3 separate regions of the Homo sapiens genome follow, and regions 1 and 2 are each linked to region 3. A link is a contact called in ENCODE Hi-C or POLR2A ChIA-PET data. All regions are on one chromosome and are shown on one strand. Each heading gives the region's core, a stretch centred on a gene start or an enhancer-like site at or near the end of the contact. The rest is flanking DNA. Distances are from core to core; before and after follow the strand shown. Region 1 has its middle 66 kb from the start of CXCR4. Region 2 overlaps DARS1-AS1 (DARS1 antisense RNA 1). Region 3 holds the start of MCM6 (minichromosome maintenance complex component 6).

The links. Hi-C counts contacts between places; a loop is a spot of excess contacts on that map. ChIA-PET counts read pairs that join two places held with the same protein, here RNA polymerase II (POLR2A). Pooled maps may share reads with other maps.
Region 1: a loop to region 3 is called in a pooled map, with 4 times the contacts of the local background. The contact joins the enhancer-like site here to the promoter of MCM6 in region 3. A Hi-C loop is called at or near these places in 1 of 37 single-sample maps with no recorded cell type and 12 of 50 pooled maps. POLR2A ChIA-PET finds 5 or more read pairs at or near these places in 9 of 52 experiments (OCI-LY7, WTC11, activated CD4-positive, alpha-beta T cell and 4 more).
Region 2: a pooled map shows a loop between it and region 3 (3-fold over the local background). The contact joins the enhancer-like site here to the promoter of MCM6 in region 3. A Hi-C loop is called at or near these places in 5 of 50 pooled maps. POLR2A ChIA-PET finds 5 or more read pairs at or near these places in 4 of 52 experiments (OCI-LY7, RWPE1, WTC11 and 1 more).

What each region holds. Positions count from the first base shown.
Region 1 is chr2:136,051,193-136,054,011 of GRCh38, forward strand. No RefSeq gene overlaps it. Among named protein-coding and RNA genes, the nearest start is that of CXCR4, 66 kb to the right of the region's middle. RefSeq lists an enhancer at 1-52. Within about 2 kb of position 1,344, at least 4 of the 41 ENCODE cell types and tissues checked have a DNase peak (open chromatin) inside an H3K27ac peak, as active enhancers do.
Region 2 is chr2:136,006,867-136,009,660 of GRCh38, forward strand. DARS1-AS1 (DARS1 antisense RNA 1) reads left to right here. Exons shown (of 4, transcript NR_110199.1): 4 at 330-676. Among named protein-coding and RNA genes, the nearest start is that of DARS1, 23 kb to the left of the region's middle. Within about 2 kb of position 1,450, at least 10 of the 41 ENCODE cell types and tissues checked have a DNase peak (open chromatin) inside an H3K27ac peak, as active enhancers do.
Region 3 is chr2:135,874,808-135,877,742 of GRCh38, forward strand. It overlaps MCM6 (minichromosome maintenance complex component 6), which reads right to left and starts at 1,636. Exons shown (of 17, transcript NM_005915.6): 1 at 1,452-1,636. The coding sequence starts at 1,558. RefSeq lists enhancers at 726-1,261, 1,031-1,160, 1,851-1,910 and a silencer at 1,231-1,390.

The DNA of each region.
Region 1 (2,819 bases), core at 94-2,593, 180 kb after region 3:
GGTCAGGCCCCCCCTGCTTTTAGCTTTGGTTTTGTCACCAACTAACTTTTGGGTCCAGCAAACAGTGGGTGCCCAACACATGTGAAATGTGAGTTTTAAAAATTCTCTTGGCCTCGATTTTCTTTGTTGTCAAATAAGACAGTTTTCCACTGTGGCAGGTACTGTTGATTAACTCTATAGTCATTTCAAACACCCTTTTCCTGTCTACTTCTCAGTATAGAATAGAGGCTGGTAAATGACATATGACTTCTCTCAGCCTGTCTTGCAATTAGGTGGCTCATGTGACCTAAGGGGCTGTTTGCTGGAGGGTTTCTGGGAAGAGTTATTTTCCTAAATAAAGTGATAGAGACATGGGAAAACAGCCTGTTCCCTGCCTTCACCTTCCTGCCTTGAAAGCAACTGTGGGGGAAAGATGCTTGGAACTGGGATGACCACTTTATCTTGTGTAAACACATGTGAGGATGAAAAGTCAACTCTCTGAGGATGGGGAGCCTTGAGACAGCAAGAGCCTGGGCCCTTGAGCACCATTGCTGGGCCATTGCACCAATCTCAGAATTGCTTACCCATGCCCTTCTTATTACATGAAGTGATTCCATGTCTCTAGCTCTTAAACAGAGTCAGGTTTTCTCTTTCTTGCAGCCAAAGTCACATCTTAAGTGATTGTAACCACTACAAAGTGATACTCTCTAAAGTCACTTTGTTCTAAGACTCTCACAGTATGTACTGAACCAATTTTTTTTCCTGGTATTATATCATTATAGGTGAGTTTCATTTCCTTTCCTGTGTTCTCTAGTAGAGGTGGTAATGAGCAGTGAAATAACAAAGAAGTTGAGAATAGGAGAAAAAAAAAGTAAGGAATGAAGACTTCAAAATAACTCCCATTTAGGTACTTAGAAGTTAATCATGAGTGGAATACACAGAGGGAGCTGGGCTTGGCTTGACGGGGTGATCTCCACTTTCCTTCTCTATTCCCAGAAGACTTAGGAGGCTCCGTGAGAGGGAGAATGAGATAAGAATTTTAGCAACTTACTCTCTCCACCCTGTGAAAGAACTTCTGCCTTGGCAACACCCCTCCCCAAATAATTTTCACATAGTCCAGATGAGTGCCTTCCCATACACAGGATGAAAGATCCAGGGAAAAAAGTCATATCGGGACAATGGAGAAAAAAAATTGGCTTTGCCTCTGCATTGTGTGTCTAATCCTGGTTCTGATAGCCCTTTACAAAGTTCCAAAAAGTGAAAAGCAACCGTGGAAACACCTGTTGGAAACCGTTTTTGAGCTGTCCACGTTGGTACTGGCTGGTTTCCTCTGGGAGGCTGAGTGCTCAAAGCATCAAGAAGGCCAGAACAGAGAACAGAATTTGTACTCCATCATCTGTGAAGGCTTTACTCTATTTCAGTAGCTGTGAATAAAGGGGCTTTCCGTAAACATACGTTATGACCATAGATATCAGGTTGACTAATACAATTCATGGCTCTGGCGCTCTTCCTATAATCCACCTGACTCGAATACTCAGGGTGTGCCTTTTGGTGAGTTCATATGTTTGAGCAGTCAAAGCTTTATAGTCCTCACCAAAAAATATGTTTTTGACTTAATAGTTTTTAGATAAAAAATTTTCACAATGGATGAAGTAGTCTAAGACATTGATAAAACAAAATTATGTTAAAAAGTTCTCGACCTTCCTGCTCTTTTATGTTTTTCTCGCTAATCTCACACCTTGCTAATCTCTCACACCTCCTTTACAGAGGTGTAAATTATCTTCTTTTGGGTGCATGTACATCAATTGACACATTTATTTAAATTTAAACTCAGAGAAAAAATGCACTAGCTTTTGAGTTTAGAGTCAATGTGAGACCTCAGGTCCAGAGAGGTGAGCGGCAGTGGAAGAGGTGATAAAAGACTGATTCTGTGCTACTTTTATCACCTCTCTGGGCTTGAGCTCCTAATCTGTGAAGGGAGGCAACTATCCTAAAATTATCTTTAGGATGATTCATTACAGCTGTAACATGCAATGATTCTATTAAGAGTCTACTGAATAAGGCTAAAGCTATTCATTATTTTTTTTCTAAGAAGTTTTTTAAACTCTTAAAATGATTTCAAAGGAACAAATCCCTTGTAACTTGTAACTTCAAAAAGATTTTGAGTAATTGCTTTTTCATCACAATGTTTTCTTTAGGCAATGTACTTCTTGAACAACCTCTTGCTATATTCCTTTGGTGCTTGGTTTCTCTTTTAAAATAGTGATGCCTGCGACTGCCTATAATAGAGCAGCCATTTTTAGTTACTACTGAGGCCAAGCCTTTCTTTGTTGAAAATAGTTTTATTTTTTATTTTTATTTTTTGAAACGGAGTCTCACTCTGTCGCCCAGGCTGGAGTACAGTGTCGAGATCTCAGCTCATTGCAAACTCTGCCTCCCGGGTTCAAGCAATTCTCCTGCCTTGGCCTCCTGAGTAGCTGGGATTACAGGCACATACCATCATGCCTGGCTAATTTTTGTACAGTTAGTAGAGACAGAGTTTGGCCATGTTGCCAGGCTGGTCTCAAACTCCTGACTTCAGGTGATCCACCCACCTTGGCTTCCCAAAGTGCTGGGATTATAGGCATGAGCCACTGTGCCCAGCCCCCTGAAAATGGTTTTAAATGCATATTTCAGTGTGTAGATTATAGTGAAGCCTGAGGATTTGTTTAAAATATAAACATGATGCAAAAATTGATTTTAGATTTCGCCAGCATATTGTTGTTAATTGGTAGAAGCATTAGAATTGTATGATAATATGTTTACAAAGTTCATGTCAACTTTTATGGGAAAGCTGTGCA
Region 2 (2,794 bases), core at 200-2,699, 130 kb after region 3:
ATCCTGTGCTTTCCCCTTCCTGCTCCACCTGTTGAAATCCTCTCTTCATTCGTCCAAGAATGATCTCAGATGTCTGCAAGGAACATAAACCACTGTTACACACGTATTGTTTTAAGGAAAAAAGTTACTGAAGAAGTCTGAACTGTCACCTCCTTCCCAATCCCTTTCCTAAACCCCGAGTTTTAACTTTTCTCATTTTAATGCCCATAAACTTTCATTGCTATTTTTCCTCCCTCATTCTACCTTGTTGCAGTTTAGTGTTTATTTGTTTGTTTATCACGACTACTGCTCCTCCTCCTAATAATACTTATGGTTAATTTCTTTTTAAGGGACTATATCTTAAGACTATGTGTCTTCTGCAGTTCTTTGCATAGAGTCAACGTTGAAGGACAAGCAACTTCAAATTTCCAAGCAACAAAATTATGTTCGGGTGGTTTTCTGAAAGCGAGATCTTAAGAACCACCTGTATCAGAATCCCATGAAGAGCTTGTTTAGTGTGCAAATTTACAGATTGTCCCCCCTCAGAAATGCTCATTTAGGAGTTCCTGTCCTTTGCGGGGACATGGATGAAGCTGGAAACCATCATTCTCAGCAAACTAACACAGGAACAGAAAACCAAACACTGCATGTTCTCACTCAAAAGTGGGAGTTGAACAATGAGAACACATGGACACAGGGAGGGGAACGTCACACACCAGGGCCTGTCGGGGGTGGGAGGTAAGGGGAGGGAGAGGATTAGGACAAATACCTAATGCATGTGGGGCTTAAAACCTAGATGATGGGTTGATAGGTGCAGCAAACCACCATGGACATGTATACCTATGTAACAAACTTGCATGTTCAGTACATGTATCCCAGAACTTAAAGTAAAATATAAAACAATAATAAAAAGGAAATGCTCATTCAGGAGTTTTGGGGTGGGGGTTCAGGAGGCTGCAGCCTTAACAATTACCTCTGGTGATTTTGACACAGGTAGCACAGCAGCCAAACTTGGAGAGATTTGTTCACAGCACTGCATCACCAACCTTACTTTCTGTTAGGCCTTTAATCACTTTTTTTTTTTTTTTTTTTTTTTTTTTCTGAGACAGGGTCTTGCTCTATCACCCAGGCTGGAGTACAGTGGCACGATCTTGGCTCACTGCAATCTCTGTATCCTGGGTTCAAGCAATCCTCTCTGCCTTGGCCTCCTGAGTAGCTGGGACCACAGACATGCTCCATTATGCCCAACTAATTAAAAACATTTTTTTTAGAGGCAGGCTGGTCTCGAACTCCTGAGCTCAAGCAATCTGCCTGCCTCGGCCTCCCAAAGTGCTGGGATTACAGGTGTGAGCCACTGCGCCCGGCCTTTTAATCACTTTTAAACCAGCAACCCTAATCTGCCTGTCCCTTGAATGGATCCGGATAAAGGTGTGGCAAACAAGCCTCCTGTCACAGTGGGGTGTGACAGTCACGGCATCACCCCTTCACCACATCATGTGCTGCCAGTCATCACTTCTGCTGTTGCCACCAACCCTTGCGTTTCCCTTTGTCACTTCCCCCTTGCCACCACCAACGGCCACTGTCCCTCTGCTCCTCACCCTCCATAGCTGAGTCAGATCCAGCATTGGGCACTTGAGGAAGAAGCCACTGTGGAAGGCGGGATGAGGGTGTTCCCATTCTACATTCACAAGCCCACAGCTTGGAGAAGAAGCACACCTAATTCTGACCCTGGCTTCTGAAGAAGCTCTGCAAACCTGGCTAGAAAGTTGGGCCTGTGGTTTGAGGTTCCTGCTGCCTTTGATTTTACAATGAGTGGAAATTGAGGTTGAGTAACAGGTCTCTTGCCCAAGTATTAAGGGCCACCACGAAGCATACAGCAATGAAGGCAGGAGCTGATGACATGTGGTTGGTTCCCCCCTCTAGGCCAAGTATCTTTGTATAGGGAAGGCCGACATGGCCATCTTCACGGTTTGGTATTAGTGGAGTGTCTTATACATACTGAAATTTGTTTTTGTTTTCAGGTGCTAAAAGGATAATACCAAGGAAAACTATGGGTGGGGGCAGTGAATGGCCAGCATGCCTATAATCCCAGCACTTGAAGCCAGGAGTTCGAGACCAGCCTGGGAAACAAAGCAAGACCCTGTGTCTAAAAAAATTTTTTTAAAAATAAGCTGGGCATGGTGGCACGTGCCTATAGTCCCAGCTACTCAGCTACTCGGGAGACCAAGGTGGGTGGATAGCTTGAGCCTAGGAATTTGGGGCTGCAGTGAGCTATGATTGCACCACTGCGCTCCAGCGTGAGTGACAGAGTGAGATCCTGTCTCTTTAAAAGAAAAAACTATGATTCAAAGTGTTGTTTTATGAAGCATAACCTGCTTTATGTTTTGAGTTTAATATAACTTGAAATCAGTTTCTCTAAGACAGTGCCAGCCTTGCCATTTTTCAGTTCAACATAGATTTCTCTATTACAGTGGTTCCCAAACTTTAGGAGGCATCAAAGTCATCTGGAGGGCACAAAAACACAAATTTATGGATGTCACCCACAGTTCCTAATTCTCTCTCTCTCTCTCTTTTTTTTTTGAGATGGAGTCTTGCTCTGTTGCCCAGGCTGGAGCACAGTGGTGTGATTTCGGCTCACTTCAACCTCCGCCTCCTGGGTTCAAGTGCTTCTCCTGCCTCAGCCTCCCGAGTAGCTGGGATTACAGGCTTGCGCCACCACACCAGGCTAATTTTTGTATTTTAGTAGATATGGGGTTTCATCATGTTGTTCAGGTTGGTCTTGAACCCCTGACCTCAAGTGATCCACCCACCTCGG
Region 3 (2,935 bases), core at 386-2,885:
GGATACTCAATGTGTACAGACAATGTTATTTAGCCTTAAAAAGTAAGGAAATTCTGACACATGCTACCTCGCAGAGGAACCTTGTAGACATTATGTTACACAAGCCAGACACAAAAGGACAAATACTACACGCTTCCACTTATATGAGGTACCTAGAGTGGTCAAACTCATAATGAAAGGAAGCAGAGTGGTGGGTGACGGTGGCTGAGGGAGAGGGTAACGGAGGAGAGTTCGTGTTTAATGGGCACAGAATGTCAGTTTGGAAGATGAAAAGAGTTTGGAGCCGGACACGGTGGCTCACGCCTGTAATCACTTTGGGAAGCCCAGGCGGGGGGATCACCTGAGGTCGGGAGTTCAAGACCAGCCTGACCAACATGGAGAAACCCCATCTCTACTAAAATACCAAATTAGCCGGGCGTGGTGGCGCATGCCTGTAATTCCAGCTAGTAGGGAGGCTGAGGCAGGAGAATAGCTTGAACCCGGGAGACGGAGGTTGCGGTGAGCTGAGATGGTGACACTGCACTCCGGCCTGGGCAACAAGGGCTAAATTACGCCTCAAAAAAAAAAAAGTTTGGAGATGGGAGAGTGGTGACGGCTGCACAACGAGGTGAATGCACTTAGTGCCACTGGACTCTACACTTAAAAATGGCTAAAATGGTCAACTTTGTTATGTATATTTTACTAAAAAAGAACTTCAAAAGCCATTCCAAACTGCTGACCCTTCATCCTGGAGGCCGTGGTGTATCTGCTCCAGGAAAAATAACCGGTGGGTGAGGCAAGCCAGGGAGGAGGTTGGGGTTATGAAGCTAGGAGCCCAGAGGCACAGAAAAAAAGAAGAGTAGAGAAAGGAAAGGAAGGCCAGAGGGAAAGGGGAGCAAGGGACCCAGAAGAAGGGATATGGTGAGCTACTCTCTGCAGGGCAGGGCTCCGCCCCCCAGCAGCTTTCAAACCACAGTTGACGCAGAAACTTTCATCAGCACAAGAGGCGAGGGTGGCCCGTGCCCTGCGAACCCCCAGCACCATGCTCCCGGCTGCGTGGCCCAGCAGGGCACCGACGAGATTCAATGGCACTTCGGCCTCCCACTCGACCTGGCCGCACCCAGCGGCCCAGTTACTATACTCAGCGAGCCCAGGTTTCCGCGCCGGTCACCGAGGGCTGTGCAAATACCAGGCTCGCGGGGTGGTGAGCATCAAGTGACAGAAGCAAAGCGCTGAGCACTGGGCACGAGCGTCTTAGGGCTCGAGATGGGTTTTACTCCAGAAAAACCCAGCCTGTCCCAGGCTCCTCGCGGCCGCCGGGCTCGGAGCCTAAAGTTGGGGGGCGGGCGGGGAGGCGCTTCCCGGACGCGCGACCCCCAGGTTCCGGAACACCCGCCGCCCACACGGCACCGCCTGGCCCAGACGCCGCAGGCTCCGGAGGCGGGCGAGGCCCGGGGCGCTCGCCGACTTACTCCTCCAAGAAGTCCAGGAACAGTTTCTGGCACTTCTCGGCCACCTCGTCGCGGACCTCCAGGTGCTGGCTGCCGGCGCCCGGCTCCGCTGCCGCCGCGAGGTCCATATTTGCTTAGTGCCGAGGATTCGCCTGCGCCACGCTCGACCGCCACAAGTCGCTTTTTTCCAGACGCTGCAGCTTTGCGCGCGCCGCCGCCGCTTCCGCCCCGCCCCCTCTTCCGACCTGCACGGCCGGAACCAATCGTGACACAGGAGCTGGAGATTTCGCGCCAAACCTGACCAATGAACGGCGCCTCTCCAAGAGCCCCAGCCCACGGAAAGGGATTTCGCGCCAAATGCAAAGCCCTTCTGGAGAAAGCCCATCTGCCTTTGCGCCTGCGCAGTGTAGCCGTGGCCCGCGGGTATTTTTGGCTGCTGGAACAAGTTCGAATCTGAGGGTTTTGTCCGAGTGGTTTTTCAAATGTTCTTTAAATCATTCCACTGATATTAATTGAACGATCGGAGTAAGACTCTATGGAAGAGAAAAATGAGTAAGCCGCTTCTGCTGTCTAGTTAGAGGAAATAATGGAAACCACAGTATAAAACCCTGTAAAAGAGTCAAAGAGATGTCTAAACCTTGCATGGGTAAGGTGGCACAATTATTGTGGTGGTGCTGACCGAGGAAAATCAGCGAAATATTTGACATTGGCCGGGCGCGGTGGCTCACAACCTGTAATCCTAGCACTTTGGGAGGCCGAGGCGTGTGGATCACCTGAGGTCAGGAGTTCGAGACCACCCTGGCCAACATGCAGAAACCCCATCTCCCCTAAAAATACAAAAATTAGTCGGGCGTGGTGGTGCACGCCTGTAATCCCAGCTACTCGGGTGGCCGAGGCAGGAGAATCGCTTGAACCTGGGAGGAGGAGGTTGCAGTGGGCCGAGATCGTGTCACTGCACTCCAGCCTGGGCAACACAGTGTGACTCCGTCTCAAAAAAAAAAAAAAAAAAAAGAAAGAAAAAGAAAAAGAAAGAAATATTTGACACTTTGATTAATCTTTTTTTCTTTTTCTTTTCTTTTTTTTTTCAGATGAAGTCTCACCCAGTCGCTCAGGCTCGAGAGCAGTGGCGCGATCTCGGGTCACTGCAACCTCCAGCTCCCGGGTCCAGGGGATTCTCCTGCCTCAGCCTCCTGAATAGCTGGGATTGTAGGCGCCCGCTACCATGCCCAGCCAATTTTTGTATTTTTAGTAGAGACAGGGTTTTCGCCATGTTGGCCAGGCTGCTCTCAAACTCCTGACCTCAGGTGATCCGTCTGCCTCGACCTCCCAAAGCGCTGGGATTACGGCCGTGAGCCACAGCGCCCGGCCTTAATACCCTTCTTAAAATGCACTATTGGCTTGAGTTATCCTTATGTTTTTTTCCCCCATCTTTCCCTAACCATTTCACTTGGTTTTTCTGCCATCTCTTTGGCCATTCCTGATTAGCATCCTTTGTAGGCGCCTCT